Regions from separate parts of the Mus musculus genome. Here all the other regions are linked to region 4. The links are chromatin loops, found by intact Hi-C in ENCODE. Cell type or tissue: heart. All regions are shown on one strand. Region 1 has its middle 12 kb from the start of Pax4. Region 2 holds the start of Gcc1 (golgi coiled coil 1). Region 3 holds the start of Snd1 (staphylococcal nuclease and tudor domain containing 1). Region 4 holds the start of Zfp800 (zinc finger protein 800). Region 5 has its middle 12 kb from the start of Gcc1.

Region 1 (4,000 bases), 200 kb after region 4:
CATTTAAAAAAAAAGATAATCTGTCTGCCTGGTTGGGACAGCTGTGTTACATAAGCTAAGGCACGCTAAGGCATGTAAGAACATTCTGTGTGCCTGCTACTGTTATTATCATTATGCACCAATAGTTTAACATTGTTCTGTATTGGCTGATTCAGTAGTTACAATCTAGCCTTAGAGATGCCCAGGCCACTCCCCCACTCCCTGCCCTAACTCTGTAGTCCTGTAGTTTCTGGCTCTCTGCTTCTGCAGGTGGCCCTTGTGACCTCTGGATTTACTCATCTATCTTATGAAATCCCTTTGTTGACCTAGAGTTACCTTGCTTGGCAAATAGTTGGGTAACTTTCTGCTTTTGAAATTACAAAAAAATTGCAGTGTGTGTGTGTGTGTGTGTGTGTATGATAGGTATGTGGGTTTAAGTGCAGACACACACATGCCACAATGTAAGTAAGTGTGGAGGTCAGAGGACAAGCTTGGGTATCAGTCCCAGCCTTCCACTTTGTGTGAAACAGGGTCTCTGTTTGCACTCACTGTGTGTGCTAGGGTAACTGGCTTGAGAGCTTCCAGCCATTCTCCTGCCTTTCCTCCCACTCTGCTGTAGGAGCGCTATGGCTTCAGGTACATCCTGCCGTGCAGGTTTATGTGGGCTCAGAGGATCTAAACTCAGATCCTCATGTTTTCTTCTTAGGGCTAACTGTCTCCTCAGCCCTACACTTTAATTTATGAAAAGGAAGGAGGTGAGGAACACAATTTATTGATGATCCAATGGTTTTTTGTCTGTATGCTCTCTAAAGATTGTGGACTTTTGGCTTAGGTTACAGTGATAGTGGATTCTATTAGTTCTCTTTAGTCATGCCTGAACATAAGTCAAAAACCTGCTGTCTGGAGCACTCTAGCATGGATAGCCTTCACTGCTTAGCCTGACCCAGTGGAGATGAGAAAGAAAACACCCTCCCTCCTGTTAAGGAGCCTACCTCTGTTCCAGAAATCTGGGGCTCTTCATCTTCACTGTGTCCACAAAGATCCCCAAAACAACACCTGCTCAGCCTGACAGTGGCTCTACCCTACCTAGAGAGCGAGCTATGTAAAGATAGGTAATTATAAATAAAGTCTTATTACTCTCTTTGGCTTGGCACCATTAAACACAATAATCAGATTTGAATGCCCCATTGCCATGGATTTCATTCCCGGCCCAGATGGCATCCCTGAGTTCTAATCCTCGCTCACCGCTTTAGCCGTCCTCACATGTTCTTGATTCTACATCAAATTAGGTCTTTGCTCTTCACTCTCCTCCCCGGAAGTCAACATTTTAAGCACTAAGTTTTACATCGTTCCACATTTCTCTTCTTTTCCCTGCAAGACACCTGAGTCCAGTGCTGGAGGAAGCTGCTTTCTAATCTCTGGTTGTTGTTTCATTTCCTCTCTCCAGCATTTGGACCTTTCATGGCCACCCTTTCTCCGGCTAATGAGCTTGTTTCTTTCCAGCATCCCAGCCTTTTGCGTTTTCTCTCTTGGTTTTATATATGTGCTTGAATGTGTTCTCACAACTGACTGTGTAGTTGGAAGTGTTGTGGCTGAACAGTATTTGGAGACAAAGCTGCTTGACCTCAGCCTGGTTCAGTCAGTTGCCTCAGGAGCAGCTTGGCAGGTACTGGCTCCCGCATTGGGTCAGCTCCTGGGCGCCCCCTGCAGTCTTCCTACATTTGTAGCATCTGCAACCTCATTCCCTTCCTTTGCACACTTCCCACACGGCCCCTATCCCCACCCCTGACAGCAAGAGTGATGTTAAGAAAGACAGATGACACCCAAATGGAGGTGACAAAGGAATCGCATGAGAGACATAACAACAAACAGAGCTCTGAGACATGTTTTCCCCAAAGACTCCATCCCTTGCCGCACATCTGACTTTCTCTAGGGAAGGAAATGAAAAGACACTGTGGACTCCAGCAGTTTAGACTCCTTTGGGTTACAAGCCTTGTTAGAGGAAGCTGAGCCTGAGAATAGATTTATCTCTTGAGAAAACAGGAACGTATCTCATAGCAAGCACTGAAAAGATGAATTAAATTATCTAGTTATAATTGCCCCAAGAAGCTAATCTTAGTAACCCAGAGAGAGGAATAATTATGTTGGATGAGTAGTAAAGAATGTGGATTCTACCTCTGGAATCTTCTTTTATTTTTAATTATGGCAATCACATCAAATCAACCAGTTTAGTCTTTTTAAGGCTATAAGTGAGTGACAATAAGTGCAGTCACGATGCTATATGAACACCATCAGTCTTTATTGCTACAATGTTTTTATTACCCCAAAGGAAAACTTGTGTCCTTTAAGCAATAACTGTCACCACTTTCAACTGTTAATAGCATCTATTCTAGTTTCTGTCGGGGAACTTGCCAACTTTAGGTCCAACACATAAATGGTGGCATCGATGTTTATTGCGAATCAAATCCAGATCCACACCCCCAGTCGACCGTGATAGTTTTTAGAGTGAAATTCTTACACATTTCTTCTTCCCTTCTCTTCATCACCCAGTCACAATAAACAACGAAGGCTCTTTTGAAACTTTTGGTGAGCTTTGGAGATAAAGGGGTAGTCCAGTGCGTGAGCCTTGGGAAGTAATGAAGATGCCACTCTAGGAAGACGAGAGATGGAATCAAGCCCAGAGATGTCGGCCTGAGAAGGAGGGAGAATCCTGTAGAGGTGACGGCTCACATATCTCCAGGACAAGGGAGAAGACTGGCAAGAGGAATCCATCAACCACTCGGTTCACAGAAATGCCAAGTGTTTCCATCGGCAATGGTGATGGGTGGCTCTCCCTACAAGGAAGGATTTCTGAACTGGCGAGAAGCTTCCCTAAACTTGGATCTACTCAAAAAGGTAAAAGAGGCACGGACAAAGTCGAGAACTTGAGATGCCCAAGTAAACCTGCCCAGTTTCTAGGCTCTCTCCCAACCCGTCCTTATCTTTTGGGAGATCTTTAAGTTGAAGTCTTAAAAACGCAGGGGTGGGGGTACCATCCTTGTTCAGGTCTTGCAGAGCAGTCATGTTGTTGAGACTTCATTCGTAAAATTAAAAGAAAAAAAAAAAAGTAGGGTGGGCCGGTGAGATGGTTTCAGCATATAAAGCATGTGCTGGGCAAGTCTGATGGCTGGAAGCCATGTAAAGGTAAGAGAAAGAGAGACGGAGACGGAGACGGAGACGGAGACGGAGACGGAGACGGAGACGGAGAGAGAGAGAGAGAACAGATTTCATAAAGTTGCCCTCTGACCCCCACATGCTCCCCACCTATGTGCCATAGCATGTCTATATGCAAGTGCTCGTGTGTGCGCACACACACCATACACACAATAATTATAAATTTAAAATATTTTTGAAAGTTTTAACAATAGGAGACAAAAAAAGAAAAACGAATAAAATATTATGAAGTACTTGGGTTGAAAACTTCAGTCTATGCTCTTTGGAAAGACAAAATTTAACTTATTGCAGGAGTGATTCCATTATCCTGATCGGCACCTTTTCTATAGCTACTCCTTAACACTGAGGGCTACAGAGGGACAGCCACGCCCTTCCTAGCCATACCTCTAGAACAGAGCATCTTCTGTTCCCTACTGCTCTGCCTGGTACCCAAAGTGAAGCTCTGTGCTCCTTCCTGGACAGGGCTGTGAGCAAGCACACGGCAATGCAATACACCCCCTGCCTTCCACCAACACATCATCTACTTCCATCCTCACTACAAAGTTCATTTTGTGTGGTCCACCTTACTCTTAACTGACCATTATGTCATGACCATTATGACCATGATGTCCTTCGATGGTTATGGAGATCTCATCTTAAGTTCATCTTGTCTTCCCTGACAGTTCTAAGGGCCAGGGCAAGGAAGAGACCAGAAGCTGGCCAGTGTTTGCCTGACTGTCACAGTCCTCATGTTACCTGCTGTATTTCAGAATGCACGAGTCAGCATGGAACAAGAACCAGAGGTATGGGGTCCTGCCTGGGTACCTAG
Region 2 (4,000 bases), 160 kb after region 4:
AGGGCTTGGAATAACCCAGAACAAGTGGGAACTGGGGATTTTTAACTGAAGTGCCCTTTCTACCATAGTTTTCCATTCTTCATTAAGCTTGAATACAAAGTATGTTTCTGTTAGCCAAATCATTTAAAGAAACCGTGTAACATTCTTTCCCTTTCCCAACATGCCTGTAAATTCAAACCCAACCTAGATCCCTCTCTCTACTGAAAGGGAACACTATAAAACAGTTGAGGCAAACCTCACCTGAGCGTATACACAAGGCATTTCTTCTGGGGAAAATCCCCTTTGCTTCCTCCAGTCACCTTACCTAGAAGCACACACTTCTCAGGATACACACAAGCTTTCCCTACACAGCTGTCACTGTATCACCTCAAGCAGCACAGCTGGTAAGATGCCAACACCCAAGGCCTAGATAGAGCTATCTGGCTTGAACCCAGAAATACTCAGGAACTCTTCATCCTGTTAGAAGGACACCACACAAAGCCACACTTCACGGGACTCACTGATGCAATTTTTTCACTTGGCATCAAATATCACTATGCATGTTGGGAATGTGGAACCAGACCAAAGTCCCAGTACTCACACTAACAACTCACGCTATCTCACCAGGCATCCCTTGACTAAAACAAGACCCTGCCTTAAGTGGGGAGAGGGGTGCCCTTAATCCTAGCACTTGGTATGGAAAAGCAGGCAAATCCCTGTGAGTTCAAGGGCAGACTGGGTTACATGGTAAGACCCTGCCTCATGAAAACACACACAGAGAAACAAACACACACACACACACACACACACACACACATAGGGATGCATTACAGTTATCTAATGACCAGAAGAGAAAAATAATAATTTCCTATGTAAGCTAAAATGACTATTTGAAGGATATGAGAATAATTACCTTCCTCATTTCTTGCTGCAATTGGGCCTGGAAATGGCTTTTAAGACGGGCAGCCTCTTGCTGAAGCTCCTGCAGCCGGGGGTCTGGTCGGTTCTTCTCATCTCGAATGGTTTGCAGCTCACCTTTCAGCTCCTCTACCTCTCGGGTCAGCTGCTTGGTCTGCAGTTCAAACCCTTCGACCTGATCAGCGGCATATGCCCGCCCTGCCAAGGCTTCTCTGGTCTCTTCTAAGCGAAGTTCCAGGTCCTGGCGCTGGGTCCTCTCCTCCTGCAAGAGCTTCTGAAGCTCGCGCAGCATCAAGGCATGGTCACTCTGCTCCTGGGCACGATCGTGCTGCTGTGTAATGAGGCGGGCTTTGGTTTCTGCTATCTGCTCTTGCAGCACCTTCAAGTCTCCCTCCAGGCGACCCCGCTCTTCCTCTGCCTTTTTATTGGCATCCTCTAAGTCCTGCTTCATCTTCTTCTTATCCGCCAGGTAAGACGCCTCCATACGGGACTTTTCCTGAGTGACTGTCGCCAAGGAGCTAGTCAAAGTGGCCAACTGAGTCTTCAGCTGATGCACTCTTTTGTCCATCTCACTACCGGCAGATGGCCCATCCCCACTGCTACTACTAACGCCACTCTCTGACCCACTGGCCTCTTCAGACTTTGGGGGAAGTGGTCCACGGGCCGCTCTGTCATCTTCAACCCCAAATTCACCCTTGACACTTGTAAGACTGGCTGCGGTATCCAAGCTAGTGGCAGTTCCGGTGCTGTCCTCACTGTGAGTGGAGCACCGGTCATCCACAGAATCAGGAAACGTGAGACCTGGAGGCTGCACACCTGAGAGGCCTACATCCGCCTCGTGGGATACCGACAGTACCTTGATGCTGGCCTCCAGGGCTTCTTTCTCCTTCAGCAGGCTTTTATAGGCACGCACCACATCCTTGAGTCTTGCCTGGTACTGGAGAAGCTGCTTTTTCTGTGTCTCGATGGTCTCCAAGAGATCCTTCTTACTTGGGCCGCCCCCGAAATTCATCCCAAACTTCTCCATGGGGGTTCTGGCGTGGACCGCTCCACGTCAACGTTCTTGCAGCCCTGGGCAGAGCCACAGGGACAGCTAAAAGTGAAGCAGAGAGAACCGTCTGGCTGCAGGCAATACACCCGGTCCGTCCAGCGGTCCGGGCGGGATGAGGGGCCGCGGTGGCCAGGCAAAAGCACTGCAGGAGCCAGGCCGAAGGTGGGAGCCAGTTCCAACCTGGAGGCGGAGTGACGCTGACCTAGCAGGAGCAGTCAGCCTAGGCTCTCCAGTACAGGCCCTGAGCCTGTCCCGCCCTAGCCGCTCCTGTGGCCACCGCAACCTAGACCCGCCTCCCTCCGCCCACGATAAGCCCAGGGTTTACACTAAGCCGGGTTCCATCACGATTTCCCAACAACTGGAACAGCACCGCTTCCGGGTCTCCTGGAAGTGACGGCAGCAAAACGCCACAGACCCCGCCCCGCCGTGGGCGTGAGATGGGTGGGGCTTCCGCACCGTGTCTGCTGGTGGCCTGGAGAGGGAGTAACCCGTAGGTAAGTCTAGAGCAAGCACCTGAGCAGTGGTTTGGAGATGCCTAACTTTGCCCTCAAGCTACCACCAGTGAGCGACAGGGGGCGACGTCGCACTGCATTTGCCCCAAAAACATAGATGAAAGACGCATCAAACTATTTGGGGCAATGTCCAACATTTGGGGCAACAGTTAGGACTCATACTAGGAAAACGAGGCCGGTACCTGGTTAACGTAAAGCATAATAGCTCCCTCCCTTAGTTCTGATTAGTAAAAGGGGCATTATATAGCCATAAGGCCCATCTTGCATACCAGCATATGCTGGGGTCAGGGCTGTGTCACAAGAGTTACACTTACGGGAACATAGAGTAAAATGTACAGAGGGGTAACATGTCCAATGTCACTCAGCTAGGAAGTTTAGGAGTCCTATCTCAGTCTGCCTCTCAACATACTACATGCTATGCCAGATAGCACTACTGAAGAAGCATGGCCTTGTCCCAAGAAACTCCTAACAGCAAGGACACAGAGATTCAAACAGGTAGCTCCTGCCTTCACACTAGTGTGTCGGGGCATTGCAGAAGTGGTATAAAGGAGATGAGGCACCTGCCAGGACAGAGACTCTTAGGGGAAATGATTTGAAGTTTGAGAGATGAGTAGACTGCCAAGCTCAATGCAGATGTGGGAAACCAGCATGGAGGAAAGTGGAAAGGTGTATAGGGACGTCAGGCATCAGTGAGCCTAACTTGCCCAGGAAGCTTATGGTGTGGGAGAAGGGTGGCTACTGATGAGGCTGGAACAAAGGACCCAACTTAAAGGCATTTAGATTTTACCTTAGGTGACAAGACATGAAAAGATTTTCATCTCAAGAGCACACCATCAAGTCTCCTTTTTCTTTTCCATCAAGACTCTTGTGGGGACTGTAAGACGACTCAGCAGTAAAGGCACTTTCCACCCAGGCCCAATGATCTGACCTGAGTTCTATCACCAGGGCCCACACGGTGGAAAGAGAGAACATATTCCCACAGGTTGTCCTCTGAGAGCTACACCTCCACACATGAACACGAAATAAAAGTGGGGAGGGAGCCAGGCGTGGTGGCGCACGCCTTTAATCCCAGCACTTGGGAGGCAGAGGCAGGTGGATTTCTGAGTTCGAGGCGAGCCGGGTCTACAAAGTGAATTCCAGGACAACCAGGGCTATACAGAGAAACCCTGTCTCGAAAAAAAAAAAAAAAAAAGGGTGGGGAGGAGCTAGAAACAAAATAAGATTCCTGTGACATTATGAAGATACCAAGCCTGTGAGAGGGGTGCGGGGAGGGAAAGAGATGAAATAAGAGTGACAACGGGTTTTAAGAAAATATTTCTGTAATAAAAATCTACTCAAGATGCCAAGGCAGCCGTCACATCTCCGTGAGTTCGAGACTAGGCTGGTCTACATAGCAAGTTCCAGACCACCCAAGGCTACATAGTGGACATAGTGTTTCAAAACAAAAGACAATGAGCTACTTTGAGAATCTTTTAAATGTACTTTTCGACTCTATCAAAGTCTTCTCAGGAATGCAAGTTTACCACTTAAGAGTAAAGCA
Region 3 (4,000 bases), 220 kb after region 4:
GGCAAAGGGTGGATATGAGGGGACAGGGAGATGAGCAGGCCTGGGGTGCATGATATGAAACTCACAAAGAATCAATAAAAAGTTAACAAAAGAAAAAAAAGGTTCTGGTAACAGACAGCAAGATTAAAACTTAATCACCTAGCTTGATAGTGTGTGATACAATAGTTACCAGTCATGTGTATTAAATTAATTAAAGTTAATATTAAAAACTCCCTTCCTTAATTGCACGTGCAATACTGCAAGTTCTCATTAGCTACAGCTGGCTGGTGCCTCCCATGTTGGATAGGGCAGGAAGAGAACATTGCATCACTGCAGAAAGATCTAGACAATACTGAGCAAGCCTTTCCCTATAAGTCAATATACACTAAAACTACAAAAGAGGAGCACAAGTAGCTGAAAAGTAGTTCGGGGCCAGGTATGCTCTGCTAAGGAGCTGAAGTCTGGCCTGATGTTGAGGGACTGGCATGATTAGAAAGTGCCTTATGGTAAGAACAGCGGACTAGTGGTCTGGAGGACCGAAATGGGAGACAGCTGAACAGTGGACACAGAAGGCTCTTGCACAGCAGTGTCCACTGCATTCCCCCCCCCCCCCCCATGGGAAGCTTGTTAGAGAATTAAACATCTTTGTCTAGGTTATGGATTCTATAGACTTGGCAGAGGATGAGGTAGGTTTGTCTACCAGAGAAGCAGGTAGAGGCCTAAGATAAGATTATTTATGGTAGACAGTTGAGTTCATATCTTGACTCTGTCCCTTAAGATACTGACCTAGCACTGCTCACTAGATTTTTTTTCAAACTACATTTTTTATGTATATGTTATATATATCTGTGTGTGTATGCAAGCATCACATGTCACAGTTTGCCTGAGAGGTCAGAGGATAGCTTGCAGGACTTGGTTTTCTTCCTCCACCATGTGGGTCCCAGGGACTGAACTCGGGTTATCTACCTTGCAATGCAATCAACTTTACCTGTTGGAGCCCTTTGAGATTCCTATTCACTTAAAAATAAACAGACAGAAAACAAAACATCAATGCTCTCCTTTGAAGAAACAGATCATATGGACTTTGTAGGCTTGTCTTAAGGACTAACATATTCTTCAGGGAAAAAGTATTTAACAGGCAGTGTATACTGTGCATGTTCATGCTCCACGTAATTTGGTTGTTAGGACTGACTAGTAGGATCAATGGTTGTGTAGAAATAGAAAATTAGTACAAGCAAAAGAGAATTAACTGGCTGAGTAGGGGGGAAAGGACAGTAACTATGATCAGAAAATGAGATGTTTGGAATTAGTTTCAACTGCTTCAACTATCCTGGAGAGAGTGGCTACACTGTTGCAAAGGTCAAATTCACTAAAGATGAGGTCTTAGAGCTGAGCTACCAGTGTACTGGGCAACCCCTCAAAATTGTTTTATATATGTGTGTGTGTGTGTGTGTATCTATCTATAAAGATCCGTTTTCTCTTTTGAATAGGGTGAATTCGTGGTACAGACTTGGCTTTGGAGCTATAGGAAGATGCTGACCCCAAAACTTGACCCTGATTTGAGACATGCGTGACTACTCAAACTTCTTAAAACAGGCTATAGTGGAAGTAGTGTCTTTAGCGTAGGTCCAGGTTTTATTATTAAATAATACATACAAGAACCTGTGCTCTAAAACGGGGCACTCCAAGACCATAAATTCTCCCTGAATATCCACTTGAATATGGCTTTCCTGATCCACCTCGAGCTGAGATTAGCAGTGAGTTAGGACTGTCTCCCGCTCAGCCCTGGGATGGCAAATCCCAAGGTTTTTCCTAACCTCAGTTGGAGCAGGAGGGAAGGAGCCGAAAAACGAGGCTATTCTCAGTGTGCAGGACGAGTCATCCTCTAAGAGATGCTTATTGCTTCCATCAACAAACATGAGCGGAACTCACAAGCACTAAACCCCAGTGATACTCCGGACCACCGGGAGATTCGCGGCCACATTCCGGGTCAAGACTAACATCAGCAGGTTACCCAATGGCGGCGACTTTCAAAAGTTTCCTCTGCTTTGCGGAGGTGAAACGTCAGAACTCTGAGAGCAGTAAGGTTCCTTTGGGACGGCCCCAGGCCCTTGTCGTCCAGTTCCGGTGTCCAGCTCCGTACACGTGGGCGCTTTGCCGCTTGAGGGGCGGGGCAGGAGCAGAACCTCCGCTGGAGGGCGAGGCCCGCCCCGCCTTCGGGGCTCCCATGGCTCCCCGCGCACCACTGCCAGATGCTGACGTGTCCTTTCCTTCCCACTACACCTCCCGACACCACCTTCTCAAGACTTCCCCGGAAGTCCCGCCTCAAAACCATCCCGTCACCGCAAATCAGCTCTTTCAGCGCTTCCTGGAGCTCCGCACCCGTTTTGGGACCAAAGGGCGGAGCTTCATAAAGAGAGTGCCTATTGGCTTGAGTTCCAGCGGGTTCTGGACGCTAATTGGCTAGAGGGCGGTGGCGCTCTGGCACGCTTGCGCGGCGAGTAGAACGTGTGGCGGCGGCGGAGATCGCGTCTCCTCTTTTGCTCCCAGTCCCGCTGGTGTTCTAGTGTGCGCCTGGCGCTTCTGTCCAGCCCACCGACGGTAGCCTGTCGCCTGCCTGCTCCTTGTCGCTGCAAGCGCCGACACCCACCCTGACACTTCCAGTCCGGCCGGCCGCCCCACTCGCTGCCTTTCCAGCTCCACACATGGCCTCCTCCGCGCAGAGCAGCGGCTCCTCCGGGGGACCCGCGGTCCCCACCGTGCAGCGGGGCATCGTCAAGATGGTGAGAGCGGGACCCTGGACCCGGACCCCTCTGCTGCTTTGGAGCAGGAGCCAGGCATTGACTTCCTTCTCTCCCGTCAGCCTGCATGGTCTCAGTTTGCTTTTCCTCTGCCCCTTCCTCACTCTCCACCTACTCTCCGAATCTTCACCAGGCAGAACCCGAGAACGAACTTATCTTGACTTTTGCCTCCCGGGCAACCTGTCCATGATTCGCTCGCTGTGATTTTCGTGGGTCGCGGCTTTCGGAGCCCCTACCTGTTTACCAGAAGCAGGTCTATTACCGGTTCATTAACGGAGATAGTTCACGGATAGTTACTCCCATCCCCCTCTTTCTGTCCATTTTGACATATGCCGATTAGTTCGCAGTTTCTCTAGATCCGGACATCTTTTCCTGGAACCCCGGGAGTGCTTGGCTGTCACGAAGCTTGTCTCTGTCCACTGACTCACTTATTCACCCAAAGTTTTCTCAACTCTTTCCCCCTTTTATCTCAATGTCTAGTTTCTAGGCCTGGAAGCTCCTGATTTTCGTGTATTTTTAAATTAAAAATTTAGCCTGGCAGGGATCTTATACTAAGTAGCATTTCTTCACTTCTTAAGGACAAGGAGCCTGTTTTTAAAGAGAGTAACTAACTTGCCTTAAGGGCACATGGCGGTTTGGAGTGGAGCCAATAATAAGAGTCCAGGTGTTCTGATTCCCTGTGTAGGGTTCTTATTATAGATCCTGCTCACTTACCTTTGCTTTCTTTATTCGGAATTTTGAATTCCATCACCTCCACTTCCACACTAATTTTGTAGCATAAGTTCTGTTCTATTTCTTATATTGTTTCTCCTTTTTTTCCTCCCACATCTTGAGGTCTGACATTTCTCGTTTGTTAACAGATTTTTCTGTTTAAGATGGCTGTGATCTTTTCGATTGCTTTTCATATTGTAACTCCAACGACTTTTCTCTCCAGAGTGGAAGACAGTTTCCCCAGAGAGCCAGTTTTTGAAACTTTTTTTGTTTTTGCTGTCCCTGTTGTCTTTCTCAGGATTAATATACTCTGCAGGGGGATCCGGGGAGATGGCTCAGTGGATACAGGTGCTTGCTGCTCAGTCCTGAGGACCCCGGTTCGCATCTTCACGGCACACATTAAAGCTGGACGTGGCTGTTCCACTGCCTGGAACCTTTGTGCTGCACGTGGCGCTGGTGGACCCTGGGCTTTTGCTGTTCCACCAGCCTAGCTAAAAATATCAGGCTTC
Region 4 (4,000 bases):
AAAAACCAAGAAATACATCTTCACTTCAAATATATAAAAGGTAAGGTATAAAGGGTGCTTAAGTTAGATGGGTCAGAAGATGAATGAAAATGAGGTCCCCTCCTAGAGGTACCTGTTTTACTAGGTTAGAACTGATCCAAGCAAACACAACAGACACAGGCTGAAGTCCAGTGGTAATGTCCTGTAACGCAAAGGAGTGTGTCCCCTTTACTGTTACCACGTTTCTCTTACTCAAAAAAAGTAGCTTCAAATACTCTGCTAAAAAAATCTAAATACATGAGCATAATTAAAATATTTCAATTAAAAGCAATCCAAAGTAGGCGGGGGAAGTTACCAACCCTGGTAACTTAAAAGTAAAAACTGATAAACGCATGTCTTTGAATTAGAATAGAAAGACCTTTATTCGTAGTTGACACTGTGAGTCCTTTTAAGATAAGGCCCTCAACAGTTTACAATGCCTGTTAAATTAAAACTCACTAATAAATTCTTTATGAGACTCAAAAAAGTTTTAATATCATAAATTAAACAGAATCTGCTCAACATAATAAAATACCTTAAATACTCTATATATTCTAAGCAATACAATACAATAAATTCTATCCGAAACATTTAAGATGTTTTTTAAATTCAAAAAGTCCACTTGTCCCTACAGGTTCAATCAACCTTCTTGACCCAAATTAAACTTTTGGCTTTGTTTGTTTGTTTGTTTGTGGGAGTGGTAAACTTTATACTATGGATTAAAACACTTCAAGGGAAAGTTATTTTAACAATAAGAAATTTTCAAGAAGCTGAATGGTAGTAATCACCTATCTCATCTTTACCTTCTTCTTCCATTTTAAACATTCAGAGCATGGAGTGAACCAATAACGAAGCTGCCTTGAAAAAGAAGGGAAAGGAGCTGCCCGACCTTGTGGAAATGATTGACGGTGACACTTGTGGCACTTTCTCTGGGGGCTCAAGCAATGGAGATCTCCAGTTTGTACAGGCTTTTGGCATTACGCGAGTAGTTTTACGCAGGAGAAACCGAGTTACTTAGGAAAGACTTCTTAGAGACAACGCAGAAAGCCGAGTAGCTCTGGTGAAGGAGAGCAAAGACACTGGGGAGAAAAAAACGGACTTACCTGGTTCGCAGCATCCGTGATGATGGTGGTCCGTTTGACAGTATTTGTCCCTCAAAGGCATTTTTAACGGGTGCGACCTATTTTCCTTTCACTGTGAGAAGCTCTTCATTGCGGCTTGGCTGTGGACAGAGAAGCACAAACCCATCACTATCCCTGAACTTCTATGGAGGCTGTGGCTGCAATTTCCACAGACCATCCCACCATGCGCTCTCTGCCCTCACCCCGGGCCCGCACCTTCCGCTCGGAAAAGAAACCGCCGCTCGCCCGGCCTCCGGCCCCACGTCCCCGCACAGGTTCACCGCCCTACCCGGAAACGCAGCGTCCGGCGCGCAGGGCAGCGCAGCGCACGGCGAAGGCCTGGCGGGCTGCGCAGGCGGCTGCGGCCTCGCCGTGCTGGGCGGACGAGCGAGCGAGCGAGCGGGCGGGCGCGCGGAGAGCCGGGCGCGGGACGCGGGACGCGACGGGGCCCCTGCGCGGCTGAGGAGCGGCTCGCGCGCCCTCCGGCCACGCACGTGCGTCGGGGGGTCTCCCCGGCGCAGGTCGGGTCCGGTCCGCGCCGCCAAGTGCGCCCAACTTACTCAACTCCCGGAGCGGCCGGCCGGCCAGCGGGCGGGCGGGCCGCGGCACCAGCCGGGCGCACGACGCGGCCGAGGGCCCCACCTGGCGCAGCCCCGGCGCAGCGCGTGAAGCCGAGCGGGCTTCGGCCCCGGCGCGCTCCCAAAGAGTCCCCGGCGGCGCCGACGCGGAAGCGCCACAGCTCACCACGTCCTCGGGCCGCGGCTGCGGTGGCGGCTGTGGCGGTGGCGGCGGCTCACGGCAGCCCTCCGCGCTCCGGGCCGGCGAGCTGGCGGCGCGCGGGCGCAGGCAGTTGACAGGACGAACCGCCGGGCGCAGCAGCCGAAGGAGCTGGAACCGGAGCAGGCAGGACTGAGGCGCCCCTCGCCAGGGCAACGGCCGCGCCGAGCCCGGCTCCCCTCAGCGCCGCGCCGCTCCACCTGCAACGGTCCCCCGGGCTTTGGAGAGGGGCGGGGAGCCGCGCGGGTCCCCCACCTGGGGCCTTGCGGGTAGCAGATGCTTCGGGAAACTTTATGGAAGTCAGTCCCGTTCTCTCGTGGCCGCCCCTTCCCCGGACAGCCCGAGCGACCGCCGTGCAGAGAGGGTAGGAAGGGGGAAGCAGAGAAGTCTCCGGCTGCGACAGGGAGCGACTGACTGACCCCGGACGGAGATGGGGCGAGGGCAGGAAGTGACAAGCTCACGGAGTGGGTGGGGGGAGTGTGGCCGGCACGCCCGGCAGCGCGGCGCGCATGCGCTGGGCGGGCAGCCCCGGTGGGGAGGCGACGCGCGGGGCCGGCCTCGGGCGGAGGAGGGTAGACTGCGGGGTTGGCGGGCGCCGAGGGCGGCCGGGTAGCTGGCGGGCCTCGCCGGCGCGCGCCCGTGCGTCCTCCCGCCGGCGGCTGCGGAGCGACGGCCGGAGGCTGCGTGCGCCCGGAGGTGTGAGAACCAGAACCGCGGGCGCGTCTTCCCCTCCCCGGGCACGCGCCGCTCGCTCGGGCACCAAACTGTTGCTCGCGCTGCTGCGCTTCGGCGGATCCGACCCAGGCAGAGTTGGGGAAGCGGAGGAGAAAAGGAGGGACTGGGAGCCCGAAGTGGACTGGATCGGGAGAGCTGTCAGGTGCTGGCTCGCCAGCTGTTGTCCAAGTGTACCTCCTGGAACTTGGGACAGGAGAGTCTAAGTCGGGCTCTGGGAAAGAACGCGATTGGCAACGTTCTGAGGGTGCAAACCTGGAAGTGAAGTTGGGTCACATGGCTAACACGCACTTTCCCTCTTGGGCACCAGCATCCTGCTTGGAAAATCCCCGAAGATCAGATCGAAGATGGCCATCTTCTGTCAAATCTACAAACCTTGAGCTGCTTTTCATATCCAGTAGCTGCTGCCGCCACCTTCTTCCCAACTCTGAGATGGAATTCTTGCCCTTGCTAACTTCACTCGAATAGGTGTCAGCTATTGGTCAGGGTTTTGTGAGAGCTCCCATTTGACCTTTTTTATCTTCTCAGGATGAATGAAAACCACAATTAACTAACTTCCAGTTTTCAAGTTCCAGTTTTGGAGCTTCTGAAAAAAGAAAAGTTTAGGAAGGAAGGCACTATGTGTTTGTATTTTGGGTTTTTTGTTTTTTGTTGTTTTGAGATGGTCTTGCTGTGTAGCTCAGGCTTGCCTGGAACTAGCTGAGTAGCCCAGGATGACCCTGAAATCAGGATTCTCCTCCTGCCACTATGCACTTTCTTTTTCAAAGCTGGGGTTACAGGCTGACACCACACTAGGCTCTGTGTTTGTGAAGAGAAAAATCACCAAAATCAATTTTCAAAATTCCAAAGGAAGTTTGTAAGCAAATGCAGTTGTTACTATAGGACTGTTGAATGGAATACTTGCATACGTCTTGTACGGTTGGAGCAGAATAGAATAAATGTTCTGCAGCTACATAGGATATTATATTATGATCTCATTTTCTGTTCCATTGTCAAGAATCACTACCCACATGAAGCAAATGCAGATTATAGGTCAATATGCTATAAATGGCCACTTCTATGTGGTGGTATTATGCAGCCAATAGAAATCATATTTGGGGGTTGGAAAGATGACATTGTCAGTTAAGTCTGGTCAAGAAAACCTGAGTGTGATCCCAGAACACATGGTACAAAAACGTTGGAGGTGAACGTTCACCTGCAATTCCAGTGCTAGGGAGACCAAGAGAGAAGAATCCCTGAGGCTTGCCAGCCAGCTGGCACAACCAAACGGATTAGGTCCAGGCTCAGTGAGAGCCCCTGTCTCAAAAAGTAAATTGAGCAATTGAAGAAGACATACAACATGGACCTTTAAC
Region 5 (4,000 bases), 150 kb after region 4:
AATATTTCCTTCAGATCTAACATCCTGGACTTTCTTCAACCATCTCTCACAAATCAAAGTGGGTTTGAATAGTCCAGGTCTTGAGACCCTGCCTTTTCCCTCTGTGAGATGTACTTCCCACATCCTAAGCCACATGATAAATATTGTTCATTGCTCACAGCCGGGTTCATCCTTAGGTCTCTGCCCGTCCCTGTCTCCTCACGCTCATATGATCATTGCTCATCTGCTTCTTCCTGTATAGAACCTGAATCTGGAATAAGAAGGAAGAAAGAGGGCTGGCAAGATGGCTCAGTGGGTAAGAGGCACTGACGGCTCTTCTGAAGGTCTTGAGTTCAAATCCCAGCAACCACGTGGTAGCTCACGACCACCGGTAATGAGATCTGACGCCCTCTTCTGGCTCATCTGAAGACAGCTACAGTGTACTTATGTATAATAATAAATAAATCTTTGGGCTGGAGAGAGCAGGGACTGAGTGAGCAGGGCCAACAGGAGCAAGCAGAGATCCTAAAATTCAATTCCCAACAACCACATGAAGGCTCACAACCATCTGTACAGCTACAGAGTACTCTTATACATAAAATAAAACAAATAAATCTTTAAAAAATAAAAGAAGGGAAAAAGAAGTACACGGGCAGTATGACTCATATCAGGGTAGAGAATCCACTCTGGTTGGTGACCCAGATGATTCCCTCCACCCCTTGGCAAAGTTGGTCGCTGCAACTGTGGGGATAACAGAATTTCGACTCTGACTTGTACACATCCAGATATGACCTGAGTCATGAATGGGATAGAGCCTCCAACAAAAGTGATGCAGGGGGAAGACAACAACATATCTTCAAAAGATGGTCCACTAACTGCTGGAAGCCCTGTTCCCTTCCATGCCGAGGACTCACTTGCCAACAGCACCCATGAGGATTTACTAAGGTACCAGAGGGGATGGCAGGCAGTTCACAATCAAAGGATTGTACCATTCCCTGCTATTACCTATCAGGCAAGAAGATCTTGGCTTTTATTCTTCCTAGACCATGAGTGCTCAATTCATTTTAAAATCCACTTTTTTGTTGTTTATGACTAAGCCTAAGCATCAGAAAGAAGACAAAGTTCTGCTAAGAACTTTTCTCTAAACATAGAGTGCTATTTTTTTTTAAGTTCCTTAAGATCAAAAACTAGAGGTGCCTTTTCTCCTATTCAACCTCCAAGCCTCCACGTGCAAGGACATTGTCCTAATGAGAAGCATATTGCTCATTGGGGTAAGACCTGGAGCCCTAAATTTGGGTTTGCTCTTGAACCTTAACAATTGCGAAAGCTTATTTTCCTCTTCTGGGGGTGGGGGTGGGGGTGGAGGTCTTCCTGCTAGAGAAGAGAGCCAGGTCTAATTCCCTAACTCCTCTAACAACGAAAGACTACTATACCTGAGGCCAATTCTAGTCACATTCTTAGAGACCCAAGGAATCAAAGCACATTCATTAATGTGCCTGAGAAAGCAGCCCCAGGAGGGATGGAGAGAAAGACCAGAAAAATAAAAATCTTTTACTCTGAAGATACAAGATTACTATTTCTGGTCTCTTTTCATCCATTTGGCTATTTATCAAACACTATATACTAGGCTAGGAAAAAAAAAAAAAAGTTGAGAGCATAAAGACAAATGAGCTGTGAAATGTGACCTGGAGAGATTTGCTGAGTAGCTATGATGGTTAATATTGTCAGTTTGACAAAATCTAGAATTACCAAAGAAACAAGCATCCAGCCATGCATATGGGAGATAACTTTAATTAGATCAGGTCTGGGCATGCCCATGAGAGATTGTATTGACTAGGTTACTGAGGTAGGAAGAGCCACCCTAAATGTGGGTAGTACCTTTCCCTGGGCTGATGTCTGAGAATGCAGAAAAATGAGAAAGCCGTCTGAGCAGCAGCGGTGCTCTGCTTCCTGACAGAAGTGCAGTGGGATCCACTGACTCATTCATTCCCGCCCAGAAACTTCCGGCCTGGGCGGGACTTCCTGCCATGATGGATTGTAACATGGAACCGTGTGTGACCCAAAAGACTTCCTTTCTCTCTTAAGTTGCTGTTGTCGGAGAACTTTATCACAGCAACGGAAATGTGAGCAGCCAAGACAGAAGCATGTTAAAAATAAACAAGACCCATGTGGGGGCAAGAGAGATGGCTCAGTGGTTAAGAGCACCTGACTGCTCTTCTGAAGGTCCGGAGTTCAAATCCCAGCAACCACATGGTAGCTCACAACCATTCGTAATGAGATCTGATGCCCTCTTCTGGGGTATCTGAAGATAGCCACAGTGTACTTACATATAATAAATAAATAAATCTTAAAAGAAAAAAAAAAAAAAAGAGCCATGTGCAAAGGCACACACCTCCAATCCCAGGACACAAGAAGTGAAACAGGACTGCTGTGACTTTAAGGCAAGCCACGGGTATGCATCAAATCCAAATCTTCCCACCCCCAAACACTGCCAACCAATAAGTGGGCCGGTGGCATTTCTCAAAAGAACACAGACAGGCAATAGGTATTTTTTAAAGTGTGCAACATCCTTATCCATTAGTGCGATGCAAACACTGAGGTCTGCGCTTACATCTCATGCCAGTCAGAATGGCAGTCATCAAGGATAAAGTGGCAAAAATGCTGAAAATGTGGGGAAAAAGAAACCCTTAGTCACTCATGCAACCACTGTAGAAACCACTGTGTAGTCTCCCAAAACATTGAAACTGGGGAGTTGGGGGTAGGGCTGGGAGTGAGAATAGAAATCAGTGGGGGGCATCTCTGGGACTAGCTGGGGACCTAGATGGGGGAAGCTCCCAGGAGTCTATGGGAGTGACCCTAGCTGAGACTCCTAGTAGCTGGGGATGTGGAGACTCAAGTGGCCACCTCCTGTAGCCAGGCAAGACTTCCAGTGGAGAGGGGAGACATCAACCCACCCACAAAACCTTCAACCCAAAATTTGCCCTGCCTACAAGATATGCATGGATAAAGATGAAGATTGAGGGATGGCCAACCAATGACTGCCCCAATTTGAGACCCAGCCTATGGGAGAGAGTCAAGCCCTGACACTACTAATGATACTCTGCTATGCTTGCAGACAGGAGCCTAGCATAACTGTTTCCTGAGAGGCTTCATCCAGTAGTGAATGGAAACAGATGCAGAAACCCACAGCCAAACATTAGGTAATGCTGGGGTTTGGGGGAGGGGCATCTTGTGGAACAGTGTGAGGATATTGAACGAGCCAGAGGGGTCAAGAACACCACACAAAAGCCCTAAAGAGTCAACTAACCTGGGCCCATGGGGGCTCAGAAACTGAACTACCAACCAAAGAGCATGCATTGGCTAGCTACACCTAAGCACCTAAGCATTTGTAGCAGAAGTGCAGCTTGGTCTTCTTGTGCACGCCCTAACAATTGGGGCTCAGCAGTGAGGCTGGATGCTATCTCTACTCTGTTAGCTCCTCTTTCCCTAGCTGGACGGCCTGATCAGGCCTCAGTGGGAGAGGATGAGCTTAGTCTTGCTGAGACTTGAAGTCCCAGGGCAGGGTGGCACCCAAGGAGGATTTCCCCTTCTCTGAGAAGGGTGCATGGGGTAGGAAAGGTAATAGGGAAAAGGATTTGTAAGAGTGGGACTGGGAGGAGATGAGGGAAGTGGGTATGTGATCTGGATATAAAGTGAATAAGTAAATTAACAAAGGAAAAAAAGAGAGAGAGATCTACCATGAGACCCAATTACAACCAATCTTCTAGCTTCTAATTGTAATATAAGTGTATTTATGTGTAATTAAGTGAAGGGGTCAGAATACTAGAAAAGAGTAGGTCCATGGGATGGGGGAGGCCTAAAGCTGGGCATACAGAGTGGGTAATAGAATCCTGCAATATAAAAATGAGAGGGGGGAAAACTAGGGGCAGAAGGGTACAGTGGGGATGGGGGTAACAGGGACAGAAGGTAGGCAATCAACCACAACTAAGTAGGCATGAGAATGATACAGGAAACCTATAAC

Evidence for each region. Peaks named below come from ENCODE experiments on the same cell type or tissue, not always from the same donor. Only the 100,000 strongest peaks of a DNase experiment are listed, where the experiment ranks them.
Region 1: a loop joins it to region 4, with 3 times the contacts of the local background. A loop is called at or near these places in 10 of 42 quality-filtered maps.
Region 2: it touches region 4 in a loop (3-fold over the local background); 15 of 42 quality-filtered maps call a loop at or near these places.
Region 3: it touches region 4 in a loop (4-fold over the local background); 12 of 42 quality-filtered maps call a loop at or near these places.
Region 5: a loop joins it to region 4, with 2.6 times the contacts of the local background. A loop is called at or near these places in 9 of 42 quality-filtered maps.

What each region holds. Positions count from the first base shown.
Region 1 is chr6:28,459,067-28,463,066 of GRCm38, forward strand. No RefSeq gene overlaps it. Among named protein-coding and RNA genes, the nearest start is that of Pax4, 12 kb to the left of the region's middle. In heart, a CTCF peak has its summit at 1,681 (motif pointing left); a DNase peak (open chromatin) is centred at 1,665; H3K27me3 peaks cover 735 bases.
Region 2 is chr6:28,419,393-28,423,392 of GRCm38, forward strand. Gcc1 (golgi coiled coil 1) reads right to left here and starts at 2,332. Exons shown (of 2, transcript NM_028900.4): 1 at 893-2,332. The coding sequence starts at 1,924. In heart, a CTCF peak has its summit at 2,496; DNase peaks (open chromatin) are centred at 1,169, 1,649 and 2,339; H3K4me3 peaks cover 2,320 bases; H3K27ac peaks cover 1,799 bases.
Region 3 is chr6:28,477,881-28,481,880 of GRCm38, forward strand. It overlaps Snd1 (staphylococcal nuclease and tudor domain containing 1), which reads left to right and starts at 2,468. Exons shown (of 24, transcript NM_019776.2): 1 at 2,468-2,762. The coding sequence starts at 2,685. In heart, a CTCF peak has its summit at 2,188; a DNase peak (open chromatin) is centred at 2,331; H3K4me3 peaks cover 2,790 bases; H3K27ac peaks cover 2,189 bases.
Region 4 is chr6:28,259,597-28,263,596 of GRCm38, forward strand. Zfp800 (zinc finger protein 800) reads right to left here and starts at 2,328. Exons shown (of 6, transcript NM_001081678.2): 1 at 1,884-2,328; 2 at 1,122-1,240. The coding sequence starts at 1,182. In heart, no CTCF peak of the experiment used is centred here; a DNase peak (open chromatin) is centred at 2,395; H3K4me3 peaks cover 2,782 bases; H3K27ac peaks cover 1,996 bases.
Region 5 is chr6:28,408,206-28,412,205 of GRCm38, forward strand. No RefSeq gene overlaps it. Among named protein-coding and RNA genes, the nearest start is that of Gcc1, 12 kb to the right of the region's middle. In heart, a CTCF peak has its summit at 2,274 (motif pointing left); a DNase peak (open chromatin) is centred at 2,076.